Regions from separate parts of the Homo sapiens genome. Here region 2 is linked to region 1. The links are chromatin contacts, found by Hi-C or POLR2A ChIA-PET in ENCODE. All regions are on one chromosome and are shown on one strand. Each heading gives the region's core, a stretch centred on a gene start or an enhancer-like site at or near the end of the contact. The rest is flanking DNA. Distances are from core to core; before and after follow the strand shown.

Region 1 (7,507 bases), core at 4,034-6,533:
AGGCTGGCTTGCCGCAACATCAAGAATAGCAGATGTTCCATCCCTGTGAGTTTGGCCAATGAGCAGTATTTATTTTCCTCTTGAGCTGATTCCCAAATGCTTGCACCCACAATGGCGCTTCCTTAGACAATCCAGGCCAAACTGATCTTTTAGCAATAACCGCTCTCTATGTCCCCATCTTGTGGGGATCAAAGTGGTAGTAATCACCAAGTCTCAATGGCTAAATCAAATAAACAAATCACTCAACTAAACTAACAAAGGCTTGTCAGTGCTAGAAAACTATCACAAACAATTTGTCAAGTATTTAAACCAGAGTATGGGAAGCTGGGAATCTGGGTATATGAGATTCAGCCTGGGTGGCCCCTCCAGACAGTCACTTTGGTTTCTTCCCATCACTGCCTCTGCCTAAAATACATATTCTACAATCTCCTTCTCCTGTCTGCTTCCTACCCAATCCCAATTCTGGAAGCCCAGAAGGCTCTGCTTCAGATTCTTTCTATAGACTGGCAAAGTGAAGTACAACGGGACAGGACGGGAGATGACTGGGCTGGGGTCTAGGATTTCTCATCAAGGGCTTCCTTCCAAGGAAGAGACTTGCTAGATATGTCCCCTCCCAACAGCTCCCCTGCTGCTGCATATGGATCATCACCTTTTAAATTCCTTCTTGGGGATTAATTAAATGATTTTAATCAATGGTGCAACCAAGCTACAGAATCCTGTGTCCAGCACAATTGGCGCTCAATAAGTATTTGTGCAACGGGGCCCAGCGCAGTGATTCATGCCTATAATCCCAGCACTTTGGGAGGCTGAGGTGGGTGGATCACTTGAGGTCAGGAGTTTGAGACCAGCCTGCTCAATGTGGTGAAACTCTCTCTACTAAAAATGCAAAAATTAGCTGGGCATGGTGGCTGGTGCCTGTAATCCCAGCTACTCAGGAGGCTGAGGCAGGAGAATTGCTTGAACCTGGGAAGTGGAGGGTGCACTGAGCCGAGATCACACTACTGCACTCCAGCCTGGGTGACAATGTGAAACTCTGTCTCAAAAAAAAAAAAAAAAAAAAAAATTGCACAATGAGTGAATAATGTAATGAATACATAGGAAAAACCAAAAAAAGAGGCTTACACTCTCCTGCCCTCTAAAACTCACTCCAAATCCAACTTACAGAAAAATACATGAAGAAAGGGATGCTGAAAGAGCCCCAGCTGGATAGGACCTGGTGTGTTCACGTACCACTATATACCCAGGGTCTGGCAGGCTATGAAAAATACCTTTTGGTTGAATGAATACCCAAAAGCTTCTGATAGTAATTTACTGCTGCACTGTGGAAGGCTGCTGGTTCCATGAGGATGAGGCCAGAGGTATGTGATGTGCAATACACTATGTGCTAAATTAGCCGGGTATGGTGGTACACACCTGTAGTCCCAGCTACTTGGGAGGCTGAGGTGGAAGAACTGCTTGAGCCCAGGAGTTGGAGGCTGCAGTTAGCTGTGATGGCACCACTGCATTACAAGCTGGGCAACAGAGCCAGACCCTGACTCTAAAACACCACCACCACCACCAACAACAACAACAAAACAAATAAGGGTTCAGTAAGCATCACTTACTGGCTGTGTGAGTTAGGCAACTTACTTTCCTTCTCTGAGCTTCAGTATTCTTATCTGTATAATGAGGACAGTACTAACTCTCCATTTGTTGGGTGGGTTAAATAAGGCCATGTTTGTGAGTACTTTTAGCACAGGTGCTAGTGTGAATGGGCACTCAAAAATCATTAGTTATCCTTACCTCCATTTACCAGAAGGAGAAACTGAGGCTAAGAAAGACTAAATAACATTCTCAATGTCAAAGACAAAGCTGGGATTTCAAGCAAGATGGCTGGTCTCTAGGGCCCCTGCAGGGAGCTACCAGATTATCTTGAAAGCTGACACCTTCATTGCATCTCCTAAGCCCCACGGGAAAACACAAACTACCATTTTGGAGTAGAAGGAGGGAAAATGGGGTAGACACAGGTGATGGGGACTTCCCTCAGCTCAGGATGCACTTGGTTCAGGAGCATCTGCTCCAAACGACCTGGATGAAGTTTCCCCAAAGCCGTCTCCAGGCCACCCGCCACCACCCTCCATGCCCTGCCAGATGTCAGAAACAAAAGGCCACTTCTCTCAGTGTCTTGCTTAAAGTTTTTTAAGTGGTTTGTTCCCTCTTCCTTATGGAGAATGAAGACCAGCAACCAAGAGCAAAGCCTCATCTAACATCACCTCATCTAACAAAGCCTTGAAAGGGGCTCTGAAGGAAAGCTCCACACGCAGGTATGCCTTCCATGGGGAGTGACTCCATGGCTGATGACAGGTCAATCTGTGGGGAAACAGGCATGGTCAGGCCACCAGAGAGATCATTCTGGCTCATTCCTCCACCTGCACTGTGCCCAGAGAAGTCCCACCTACCAGAAGAGGTATGAATCTTATATAGACAGTTTGCAACCCAGAAAACCAAGAAGATACGTCCCCTTCCCAACAGCTCCCCTGTTTCTGCGTATAGATCATCACTTTTCAAAATTCCTCCTTGGAGATTAATTAAGTGATTTTAATCAGTGGTGCATCCAAGCTACAGAATCCTGTGTCTGGCATAATTGGTGCTCAATAAATATTTGTGCAATGGGTGAATAATGTAATGAATATGTAGGAACAACCAAAAAAGATGAAGTGTTCTGGCCAGGTGTGGTGGCTTACACCTGTAATCCCAGCTACTTGGGAGGCAGAGGCAGGAGAAGCACTTGAACCCGGGAGGTGGAGGTTGCGATGAGCCGAGATCGTGCCGTTGCACTCCAGCCTGGGTAACAAGAACAAAACTCCGTCTCAAAAAAAAAAAAAAAAAGATGAAGTGTTCTTTATTTTGCTAACATGAAAGATGCTCTCAATATACTCTGAGAAAAACAACACTGTTCAAAGATAAAAGCTACAGGATACTGTTACAGTATGACATTTTGCCTGAAGAGAGTGTGTGTGTGTGTGTTAGTAAAGAAACTGGAAAGACACAGATTGAAACGCTATCTGAATATAGGGATTTCAGTGTAATTTTATTTCTTCTCTTTCTTTTTTTTTATTAATTTATTTGTTGTGTTCATATATTAATCATAACTAAAATGTTGAATAAGGGCTAACTCTAGGCCTAGAAAGCAAGCTGTGTATGTGACATTCCCTTTCCAGGTAGCAGGTGCTCTTACTCTGTTTTGCAAATAAGAAAACATGCTCGGCATCACACAGTTAGTAAACACCACAGGTATAACCTGAAGTTCCACTGCCAGATTCCAAAACTCGAGCTCTGCTAATAAAAATTAACAAGACTGGGCCAGGCGCAGTGGCTCATGCCTGTAATCCCAGCACTTTGGGAGGCCGAGGCGGGCGGATCACGAGGTCAGGAGATCGAGACCACGGTGAAACCCCTTCTCTACTAAAAATACAAAAAATTAGCCGGGCGCAGTGGCGGGCGCCTGTAGTCCCAGCTACTCGGGAGGCTGAGGCAGGAGAATGGCGTGAACCCGGGAGGCGGAGCTTGCAGTGAGCCGAGATCCCGCCACTGCACTCCAGCCTGGGGGACAGAGCAAGACTCCGTCTCAAAATAAATAAGTAAATAAATAAAAAATAACAAGACGAAGGGTGAGTCTCAGAACAATCTGGAACACAGAGCAAGCTGTGCTAGAGATACAGAAGGTGAAATGAGACAAGAGGGACATCTGAAGCAGGCAAAAGGCATGGGGGCTTTAGCATATTTGGGACCTTCAGTTATCTATGTGTTGGTGCAAGGATATTCAATAGACCTGGGAAATCCATGGCTGCTTAATAAAGAGGCAATTAAGTGTTTCAAAGTCGGCTGGGTGCAGTGGCTCACACCTGTAATCTCAGCATTTGGGAGGCTGAGGCGGGTGGATCACCCGAGGTCAGGAGTTCAAGACCAGCCTGGCAAACATGGTGAAACTCCATCTCTATTAAAAATACAAAAATTAGCTGGGCATGGTGGCAGGCACTTGTAATCCCAGCTACTCGGGAGGCTGAGCCAGGAGAATCGCTTGAACCTGGGAGGCGGAGGCTGCAGTGAGCTGAGATCACACCACTGCACTCCAGAGCAAGATTCCATCTCAAAAAAAAAAAAAAAAAAAAAAAAAGTGTTTCAAAGTCATTAATACAAATGATTTACTGAGCTTGCTGGGTGTGAGGATGGAGATGGGGTTAGGAGGACGGGACTGAAACCCCGAAAATGTGTCACTATCTGGAAAACCATTAACTCCACTGATTGTTCCAGCCTTACACGTTGAGATGTCAGAGCCAAATACATTTATTCGCTCCAAGCATCAGTAATGTGACAGACATGTGGATACCCTACCAGGACACAATGCTGATTCCACTTGCAGTGAACACAGACACTGTGCCCAAGAGAAATAAAGCAGAGGGAGGCAAGAGGACCCAAAGCTAGAAGGAGAGGGCAAAGGAGAGAGAAACACTTTGGGTTTGATATTCTCATTCCCCTTTGATGCGATCACAGGGGAAATGCCAGAGGGCTGACTGACTGATATCCTGACTCCCAGAGCTCTTCCATGGGAAACAAGGAAGTGCCTATGGAAGGCTATGCAACTTACAAGAAATCTGGACAGCAAGATTCTCTCCGGAACAAATGCCAAGAGGGAGATGAATTATTCAGTGTGTAGAGATGTGTCATTCAGGATGAAGAGATGTGTTTTTGGCTGCACAAAGATTTAAACAGACACACTCACACATACATACATGCACACACTCACTCTTCCTGGCAGTTAAGGAGAGGAATTGTCCATTTAAACCAGCCACCCCCCGTCCCCCAGGAACTGTGGGTGCTCCACTGGCCTGAAATGTTTCACCTTGGGCAAGTGCTAAGGATGCAACCTGGGAAGAAATGTCCACTTTCAGATGTGGCCAGGACTTGGGGGCCTGCCTGGAACTCCCAGCCCCCACCCTCGGGTGAAGCAATTCACCACCATCCAGCCTGGTTCAGTCGGTCCCTGCTTCCAGCCTCCACAACTCGGGCTGCCGAAAACCCCAATTGTGAAATCAAATGACCCAGATGCTGGAGGGGCAAGAAGGGAGGGTGCCAGACAAGAACGAGTTCTGCCTCTTCTTAATTACAAATCTCTAAAGGAGCACAAACATTCCTGAATGTTTCTCAACAGGCCCTCCTGGAAAAACGGCCAGATGTGTCGCTGTGGAGACAGGTAGGTTCTGCCAGGAGCACCCTACAAACAGCACACAGGCACACCTGTCGGGGAGAGCCACCCCGGGGGCTGGAAGCCTCCCTTACCCTCCTCTCAGGGGCAACCACCAGTGGGTAACTGGTAGTTACTTTCCTACGGGCTGTGAGGACATGAGACCACGGTGGGCATTCGGCATTCTGACAATGTGCCTTTTCTAAGGAGGCAGCTCAGAGGAGGAGAGGAAAGCCTTCTGCCAAGTTTAATACTGGGTGGTGATTCTCTCGGGACTGAAGAATGCATACCCTATCTTTCATGTTCCTAGTGTTTCCCAAGCAAGTCCCAGCTTCCCACAGTAACCTCTTTATTACCGTCCAGCAGGATGCTGGCCTGCTCTCTCTGAGGGCTGGCTGGGCGGGATCACTTTCTAAAGGGCCCTCCAGACTCCAAGCCAAGAACTGTCCAAACTTTCAGCCGAACCTCTCCTCCCCAGCCCAGGCACAATGGCCAGGCTGGTTCTTCCCGCCCTGGGCTGTTTCACACGCATAGTTCCCATAGCTAAGGTTGCACAATTCCTGATAATGCTCCTTCACCTGGGGCTGCTGCAGAACACCATTTCTAAGCAGTCCCTTCACCTTTAGCTCCGGGGAGGCCAGAATGAACAGGAAGAAAGGCAACGTTTGAAGTCCTTCTTCCTTTAATTCAGTTTGGTTCAGACTCTTTTACTCATTGTCTAACAAATCTGGGCATGATAAAAATAACCATCTCTCAAGTTTGTTAGGAGAGCTGAGCACATGACACACAGCAGAGCCTTCGTTAACACCAGCTACAGAGGAAAGAGACAGATAGGGCCCTGCCCTTACAGTCTAGAGGGCGAGATGCACCCCAGCCAGAAGCAAATCAAGAGGGCCATTTCAGAGAGATCCATGCTATTCAGGTGAAGTGGAGGCGGAGGTCAGCTTTGGCGGCTCTGGGGCCTGGGTATGCACTTTGGATTATTCCTCTGACCACTGCCCTTGTGTTGAGCTGGAGGGTGACCCAGAGACACTCTCTGCCTCACCCTCCACTCTCATCCTTCCACCCTCATTTCAATCAATCCACCAAGCAACAAGCATTTATCAAGTGAGTATGGCACTCCAGGCCCATGCTAGGCACTACGAGGGCTCAGACGCTTGAAGAAGCCATGTTTCTGCTTCCAGGGGCAGAGGGTCTGGCCGGGGAACAAGACTCACACTCCAAACAGGCAGGGAGTCATCCCCACAACATTCCATGGGAGTGTATGTGGCTGTAACGCTACCCGCGGCCTGAGCCACAGGTAATTAGAGGATGCAGGGATATTTAATAAGGTGCTACGTCAGCAGTATAGACGCGAAAGGCCAACGGGCCATGGGCAGGGAGAGAATGCAGCAATGGGGTGTAGTCAGGGAGGGCTGGGGAGGGGAGGAGGAAAGAGCTGTGGTCAGCTCCATGGTTAAGGAGGAGGCAGGGTAGATGTTACCCACAAAGGCTCAGGAATGGGATGCGAGGCTGAAACCCAGGCTCCACCTCTTCCAGAACTGTAGGTGGGTTATGTAACCTGCTTGAGAGGAGTTTTCTTCTCTGTGAAACTTACACAGGAAGGCCCACTCTCATAAGGGTGTTGTGGGGATTAAATGAGATAACCTATACAGTATCTAGTGCCGGGACTGGCACAAGACAAGCCCTTGATAAATGTGGGTTGCAAACATAATCAGAGAGTTCTGCGCGTTGTGAAGAATCACATCACCCTTTATCTCAAATCCTTAACACGTGAGCTATCATCACCACCATCACCACACCCACCATTATCAGTCTTCACCCTAAGAGATACACGGTGGTGGTTAAAACTCACAAGTCTGGAGTCAGCCATCTGGGTCCCAATGCAGGCACTGTCACTCATTAGCTCTGTCCCCTTGGGCATGAACTCTAACCTGTGTGGCTTTGTTTCCTCATCCATAAGATGGGGGTGCTCAAAGTCACCGCTGCGTTAAAATGGGCTGTGCTGACCACATGGCATTCAGGGTTCAATCTACATTGGCTGTTAGGATGAGTTAGGTTTTATACCCCGATTTTCATGATGGGGAAACTGAAGCAAAATAATTGTCCTGGCTTGCACAGCTAATAAACCTTGCACTGTATTCTATCACCTCCCTTCCTGGAGGAGCTGGGACTGCTTAAACCATCTTTTTTTTTTTTTTTTTTTTTTTGAGACAGAGTCTGGCTCTGTCACCCAGGCTGGAGTACAGTGGCGTGATCTAAGCTCACTGCAATCTCTACCTC
Region 2 (7,767 bases), core at 5,089-7,588, 44 kb before region 1:
ATGGGAGGCCAGGCAAGAACTTGGGGAACCCGATCCACCTGGCACCATGCCATGTGCAAGTGGGGCCTACTCAGTTGCTAGAATGGTACTGCAAGCTGGGTGCCTTAGAGCTCAAAGGCTCTCTGGAAGCCCCATGATGGGGTGACAGAGTGAGCACAGACAGCATCTCTAGGACTCCCGACTGCTTCCACTGAGGCAGTAGGCACGTTTACTTGCTTCATAGACTGGGCCTCTGCCTCTGATTTCACTAGAAAAAGGAATTCCCTTGCTCATATTCCAAACACACACACACCACATATGCCACACACACACACACACACACACACACACACACACACGCCCCCCCCCCCCCCCCACACACACACACTTGAAAATCTCTAGCTTCACTTCTAAGCTCCTTACGGGCAGGGACCTTGCTGAATAAAGGCTCCTGCCAAAAAATGGTGAAAATAACTAGAATAGATTTAAAGGTCATGGGGCAGGGACCATGTCTTGTTAATTTCTGAGTGCCCCAAATTGCCTTGCACACACAATCTGTGCAGCAAAAGGTTTCTCAAATGAATGAGTAAACATTGGCTGATGAACAGAATGAATAAATGAACATGAAGCTGGAGAGCTTTGTAAAGCCTATGGTGAACGCAGTGTTGCATTCGGTGCAATGTGGGTGAGGAGGTTGGTGGGAACACTGAAGGAAATAAACAAAGACAATGTCTATAATAAGGTCTAAATTAAAGAATGTAAACCGGTGGCTTTTAGGTTATATCAGGCCCATAGATGAGGCTGATTTGCATATTTTTTTAAAAAAACTTCTGGATTAGTTCCCAATATTTAAAAATAAAAAATCTGAACGACTCTTTTGTTTGAAGTACAGGCAGCTCTGGCAGCCCGAGGCCTGCACTCCCATTTGCTGGAGCAGAGAGACAGCACCTGCTTTAGACCAGTGGGGTCTGTGCACTCTGGTCTAACACAGACCACTGCCAGGTGGGTCTCTAGCATTTCTGTGACCTGCTTGGCTCCTATAAGCATGCCAGTTTGCAACCCCTATCCAGACCAGTGTTTTTCAAACTGCAAACTGCAACCCCTTACTTAGCATGGGGTGAAATCAATTTGGTGAGTCACAAACTGCATGAAACAAAATGCAACAGAAGGGAGAAAACATCAGAGGACCATCAGAGGTAGAAAGAGCATGCACTATTTTGTGAACCTTGGATCAGGTTACAGTATAAAATGTGCATCACTGTCAAAAAGTTGGAAAATGACTGCTTTAAGTTATATAGAGTTATGTGGCTTAATTGAGTCAGAAGATACATTTTTGAACACCTGCACCTAAGCAGACTTTTTGGTAGCATGATTCACCATGCAAAATTCCAGGGTAGCTGGCGCACTGGATGGCAAACCATCTTTCCTGATTTCCTATGTCGGCAACCTGAGAGATCTCTGAACTGAGCGTGCTCAGGGTGGAGCCCAGGGGCCCGGAGCCCCCTCATTCTTCCCCCATCTGGGGGCTGAGGACAGACTGCCAGTGAGAGAAGGGTCCTACACACCCTGGGGCCCCAGCCCCACCTCTCCGTCAGCGCCTTGCTCTGGGTGTCCCGGGCTGCCTGCAGGTCCTTTTCCAGCCGCTTCCGGGCCATCTCCAGCTGCTCCACCTCCCCCTGGGTCCACTTGCGGGGGCTGATGAAGCGCATCTCCTTCAGCAGCTCCTCCTTCTCGTTGATAAGGATCAGCCGGTCCCTCTCTGAGTCCAGCACCCCAGGCCAGGCCTCACTGTCAAGCTTGGCCAGCTGGATCTTCAGGTTGGCGATCCTGGGGGCCAAGAAAGCAAGCATGACTGGTGTGCCTAATGGCACTGAGGGAACAGGAGATGCCATGAAGAAACAGACATCTCAGAGCAATCTTTGACAGTTACTGTCTTCCTTTGATCAGCTTGTCATCTCAAGGAACCTATTTTTTTTCTAAACAAACACATGTGGGTGCCTACCATGTGCCAACAATGAAGTAGGCTCTGCAGGAATGGGGTGCAGACATGAACAAGGCAATGTCCTTGCCCTGTTCCTGGTACAATAGAGATGTGGATTCATCACCAGGCACTAACCTCTTAGCACTGGCTGTGTGGCCTTGGGCAAGTTGCTCATCTCTCTGAATGGAATAACAAAAGCTCTTTCCTCATGTTATTTTGGTTGAAGGTTTTATGATATAATCTGTAACCTGCAAAGCACAGTACTTGGCACATAGTAAGTCCTTGCTACTGTTGTTATGACCTGATGTGACTGCTTATTAGGTATGTAACATTGGGCCAATTCCCCAGGCCTTAAAGATAAGAAAAATTCATTCATCAGAATGATTGGGAAGGGTGTCTGGCACATAACAAGTACTGAGTCACTGACAGTTCTGGACCACTAAGACTACAACTACTGACCGCGTATTCTCAATTCAGAGACAGGTAGTGGCACTGTGTGAACAACTGTGGATTTGGGGTCAGAGGCCTGGAGTTGGAGTCCTGGCTCGCTCTGGCCTTCATGATGGAAGGGACCATTTCTCAAGAAAGCATTTTGGTATCACAAGCTTCTAGCACAGTCACTGGTATATTGCAGGCACTAAATAACAGTTAAAGGAAAGAGCTGGCAGCCTCATCCCTTAACTTCTCTAAGACTCCATATCCTCATCTATAAGGCAGAGATGATATGGTACCTATAGGGTGGGTTATGTGAGAACACAGCATTAAGAGCCCTTTATACATTGCCAGGTGTTATATAGATCTTCAGTATTATTATCATTGGGCCAAAATAAGATCCACAGTATAACAATGAATACTGCTACAAATAGCTAACAACAATCATGACATCATCCTTTAGGACTTGGCCTCTGCAAAGTACCATCAGCTCTCACGCCCTGGCCACCCCATCTCTAAAGGGTGATTAAGATAGGAGTTGTTCACCTGGTTGGACAGATGCCCAGGGAGGATATGATGCACCTAAGACTGCAAATCATAAACGTGGCCAACACTTGTTGAGACCAGAGGCCTCTGGACTCCCAGTTCAATCTTACGTGCAGACAATGTGGCCCAATTCTTATTTTATCAGAACACTGCTGGGGACAAAATTTACCATGATGTGCAGCAAAAATTCCATGTAGAAAAACATACCTAGATTTGCTTGTTCCCCAGGCAAGTGTCCCAGGAGGAATTCTTATACACTTGACCCTTGGTATCTGCAGGGGATTGGTTCCAGGACCTCCCACAGGTACCAAAATTCATGGATGCTCAAGTGCTTTATATAAAATGGCATAGTGTTTACATATAACCTATGCATACTCTCCTGTATACTTTAAATCATCTCTAGATTACTTATAATACCCAACACAATGTAAATGCTATGTAAATAGTTGTTATACTATATTTAAAAATTTGTATTGTTTTTTAATTTTTTTTCCTGGATACTTTTGATCCTTGGTTGGTTGAATCTGCAGATGCAGAACCCGTGGGTACAGAGGACTGACTGTAGTTAGTTATTTAAATTCACATTCATGTATACAGTAATCTATCAAGATCAGCTTTGAGACAACTTTGTAGCTGCTGTTCTGCAGTACTTTGAGAACGAAATGGTATGGTAAGGCCGGGCAGGGGCTCCACCATATGCAGGACATTGGGAAGTGACTGATGCTTTACTGGATATACTTTCTCTTTCCCTATGTCAATGCTCCTTAAATTTCAGGCCTTACATCCTTTTAAGAATCTGATAAACACAACTAGTCTCTCTTCTCAGAAATGCATGTGTGACAAAACTTGACATCCAATGATCAGACCCTCCTTGGATTACAGACACCTCCCTTCCCTCTTTCAAGTCCTGAAGCTTGCTTTCCCATTGAGCAGGCTGCTCTGTCCTTTACACTAAAATGAGCTTCGGGTGGAGGGGCAAGCAAGAGGCTGCATAAAGTCAGATGAGCTAGGAAGCTCTGTGATGAGAAGTCTAATGGCTCAACTCCAGAGAGAGCACTGCAGTCCTTTAGTGTCTCAAGGACTGACCATCTAAGACAGGCATTCCTGCAGGATGGAACAGATCCAAGGTTCAGAGTGGTCCTCTTCAGAGAGAACAAGAAGTGGCTGTCCAAATACAGATGTCTTGCTGTTTTGCTGGACGCCTGGGGGAGCTGAAATAGTACATAGGACATCTGTTTTTTTCTACCTGACCAGTATTCAATTCCTTCTTCTTTTGTTAATAATATTCCAATTTGTCTTTGGGAAATCACTCCTTTCGTACTTTCAAGTCACCTGGTTCCCATACAGCTGACTTTTCCCAGCACTGGAAACACGACGCATGCCTAGACCTTTAGAGAATCCTAATTTTGCCCACCCCCAACTGTCCTGTAACAAAGCTTGGTTCACCCAAAAATGCCAGGGAGTCTCAAACCCAAGGCTAGTTAAAACTATTGGGAAAGGTAGGCCCCCTTTCCACAGGGATTGCTAACCTGGTAGTGTGTAAGCTCCGAATTGCTGGGAGTTGCCTGGCCACATTGACAGGAAAGTCTGCTGGAGGGTAAAGCCAACATAAAGGCAAGCAGGGTGAAGAAAAGGAGAGAGACTGAGTCTGGGTAACATCATCTGAGTCCCTGGATCCAGCTGTGCCTGAAGCTAGGTATCTCAGGACTTTGGAGTTAAATAACACAATACATTCCCTTTTTTGCTTTCTCTGGTTTCTATTAGATTTCTGTCATCTCTGCAAAGAGTTCTACTATTCACACAGAGTTGGCAGAGGGGCAGAGCTGGGCACTGCCATGCTTCACCTGGCCTGGCTGAGAAGGTCCACAGGCCAGGCAACTTAGTCTAGGAAGGAATGGATGCAATGTGCCTGGCTTCCATCCACACCACAATGCCCAGGGCATTCTTTGCCAGTAACACTGGCTCAGAGTACAGAAAGATCATGAACTTGGCCGGGTGCGGTAGCTCACATCTGTAATCCCAGCACTTTGGGAGGCTGAGGTGGGTGGATCACAAGGTCAGGAGACTGAGACCATCCTGGCTAACACGGTGAAACCCCGTCTCTACTAAAAAATACAAAAAAATTAGCCGGGCGTTGTGACGGGTGCCTGTAGTCCCAGCTACTCGGGAGGCTGAGGCAGGAGAATGGCGTGAACCCGGGAGGCGGAGCTTGCAGATCGCGCCACTGCACTCCATCCTGGGTGACAGAGCGAGACTCCGTCTCAAAAAAAAAAAAAAAAAAAAAGCAAAGATCATGAACTTAAAGACAGATTGTCCAGGATTCAAATTCTGCCTCTACCACCTGGAATAGTCATGAAATATCTTGGTCTTACCTTTCTCCTCTCTAACATGGAGATAATAAGATAGACCCTGTGCTATAAGGTTGCTTTTAAAATTAAATGAGAAGATGCATTGCTTTTAAAATTAAATGAGAAGATGCATGCACAAATGTTTTAGTACAATAAACAATCTCAGCCAAGGGTAGTGGTGCGTGCCTGTAATCCCAGCTACTCAGGAGGCTGAGGTGGGAGGATCAATTAAGGCCAGGAGTTCAAGACCAGCCTGAGTAACATAGCGAGACCCTGTCCCTAAAAAAGAAAACAAAGTAATTAAAAATAAAAATCTCTTTAGGCCTATAACAGATGCTCTAAAAATGTCAGCTTTGATTATTATTTTGATTTTACTTGTGGTAGTGGAACCTGATTGCTTAGGATTCTGTGAAGCCACAGAACATCTAAATCCCAGAGGTCTACACTGCTTAAAAGCCCAGCTTGCTCCCAGCTGTGCAGGAGACACTGAAGTGGGTAGTGTCCATAATCTTTTTAGCCTGTTGCTGAAATTCCAGTTGTACTCCTTCAAACCAAAATGCTTACAGGATCATGGGAAAGCCTCGGTTGCAGAAATCAAGACAGGCAAGTGGGAAGATAACTCGGCTTTGAGGTTAAACAGATCTGGGTTCAAAGCATAGTTTCACTCTCTGTCTTGTGAAGTGTCCTGGGTGAGTCATTTCCTCTCTGAATTTCAGAGAGGATGAAAATATAAAAAGTATAATAACTATCTTCATAATCTTTGTGAGGATTAAAGAAGACGAAGTGTGTGAAAAGCTAAGCACAGAGCAGGCATTCTACAATAGTAGTTATTATTTTTGGAACCATCCCGCCCCTAGCCCCAGCCCAATTACCTTCTCTTAGCCTCTTCATATCGAAGGCGCAATCTGACCTTCTCTGCCAACTGATTGTTGCTGTTGATGCCGAACTGGAGGAGAAGAACAAAGTCAGGAATTATGTGGCTGTTGTGGCCGGTGCTGAGTTGGGTTTCGAGGGCTCATGAGAGACTTGACAGCTTGCGTGGGCAGTAGCCAAGAATAGCCCCCGGTGACTGGGCTGGCGGTGCAGATCGCAGGGAAGCTGGTTAAGCAAAAACACTTTCCTCCCTTCAGGCCACGGGAAGAACCGTACGCTCAGACATCGATCACTTTGAAAATAGAAGCCAAAAGCCCAGAATATCATCTTGCAGCCCCAAATGGCTTGGCTTGGTGCCCATTCAAGCCACAGAAGCATGGAGGACAGTTGGTGAGGAGGAAACAGGGATAGCCAATATCAAGAAACTCATTCTAGGGGCACTGGTGAGGGGATCCATAGAAAACTCAGAGGCTGCAGTCAGGAGTGAAACACTGGGTAGTTGGGGAGAAGACCCCTGCACTCACAAAGAGGGGTACAGTTCCTTTACAAATACTTTGGCCTGCAGATGGCTAGTAGCTGGACACATGGTGGTATGGGGAAGGAAGGGACAGCCTCTTTTTCTGTGCTAGTCTGTTAAGAGCAGCAAGAAGCTACAAGGCTCACCGGTCACCCTTGGACAAGTGGGAAGACAGCTATGGAACTTAGATAGGAACAGCATATAGAGGCTGTCCGCCACAGAGGCTGGAAGGCAGATTCGTTCAATGTTGCTGGCTCTAGTAAAACAAAAGCTCTCCAAAAGTTACGAGGCACCATGGTTCAGCCCTACTCTAACTCTTTCCTGAGCCACATCTGGACAGTGCTTTCACTATTCATAACTAGGACTGGACTGAGCTTTGGAACTGGGAGTCAAGCAGCTGCCTGAAAGCTGCATGCATTGTTTTGAGACTAACAGGAGGAAAATATCCTCTGCTGTCCAGCTGGGGAAAGAAAAATGAAAATGGAACTGCAAAATAGTATGGAAAAAAAAAACCAGAGAAAGACATTTTGTCCTTTAAACATGCTTTCTGTGCAGCATTAAGAGACACAAGCACCTGGCCAGGCAATACTCAGGGCCATGACGTCCGTCAGTGCAGGCTTTTCCTCCACAGCATCACATCATATCCTCCTGGGGCCAGGAGGTCTGTAAGAGAACAGAGCTCCAGAGGGCTGAGGCAGCAGCCAGCCCTGCAGAGAACCCCTGGCCAGCTCCCTGGTGAGCCATGAGAAGGCAGCTGTCCATTACAGCAGCCTCCCAGCTGCCATCCTGTGGAAGGCCCCCAGCAACCTGCCCCGTCTACTCACGCTTCCCGAGATGTCTGTCTGGGAGCTCACATCCAGGTACTGTTTCGGTAGCGGGAAACTCGAACTCTCCAGAGAGCTGCTGCTGGACCACAGGTCTGAGTGAGACCCCCTGTCAGTGCGGAAGCCGTCCTTCAACATGGCAAGGCTCTGAAGGAGGGGAGAGCAGGGTTAGTGATGCGCCTTCCCAGGAGGGAGCTCTGGGTCTGCCACGCTCCCTGTGCTTCCCTCTCTACCCTCCCTTAATTTAGGAACCTGTGCCCTCCCCAG

Evidence for each region. Hi-C counts contacts between places; a loop is a spot of excess contacts on that map. ChIA-PET counts read pairs that join two places held with the same protein, here RNA polymerase II (POLR2A). Pooled maps may share reads with other maps.
Region 2: a loop to region 1 is called in a map of PC-9, with 3 times the contacts of the local background. The contact joins two enhancer-like sites. A Hi-C loop is called at or near these places in 8 of 168 maps with a recorded cell type or tissue (CD4-positive, alpha-beta memory T cell, Caco-2, Calu3 and 5 more) and 6 of 50 pooled maps. POLR2A ChIA-PET finds 5 or more read pairs at or near these places in 3 of 52 experiments (CD8-positive, alpha-beta memory T cell, MCF 10A and Panc1).

The regions. Positions count from the first base shown.
Region 1 is chr5:168,363,452-168,370,958 of GRCh38, reverse strand. All of the region lies in intron 1 of WWC1 (WW and C2 domain containing 1), which reads right to left. Among named protein-coding and RNA genes, the nearest start is that of WWC1, 76 kb to the right of the region's middle. RefSeq lists an enhancer at 5,307-5,840. Within about 2 kb of position 5,283, at least 13 of the 41 ENCODE cell types and tissues checked have a DNase peak (open chromatin) inside an H3K27ac peak, as active enhancers do; they include PC-3, PC-9 and mammary epithelial cell, where a contact is called at or near this core.
Region 2 is chr5:168,408,387-168,416,153 of GRCh38, reverse strand. It overlaps WWC1 (WW and C2 domain containing 1), which reads right to left. Exons shown (of 23, transcript NM_015238.3): 7 at 7,501-7,647; 8 at 6,159-6,232; 9 at 1,564-1,806. Among named protein-coding and RNA genes, the nearest start is that of RARS1, 74 kb to the left of the region's middle. RefSeq lists an enhancer at 5,624-6,823. Within about 2 kb of position 6,338, at least 8 of the 41 ENCODE cell types and tissues checked have a DNase peak (open chromatin) inside an H3K27ac peak, as active enhancers do; they include PC-3, PC-9 and mammary epithelial cell, where a contact is called at or near this core.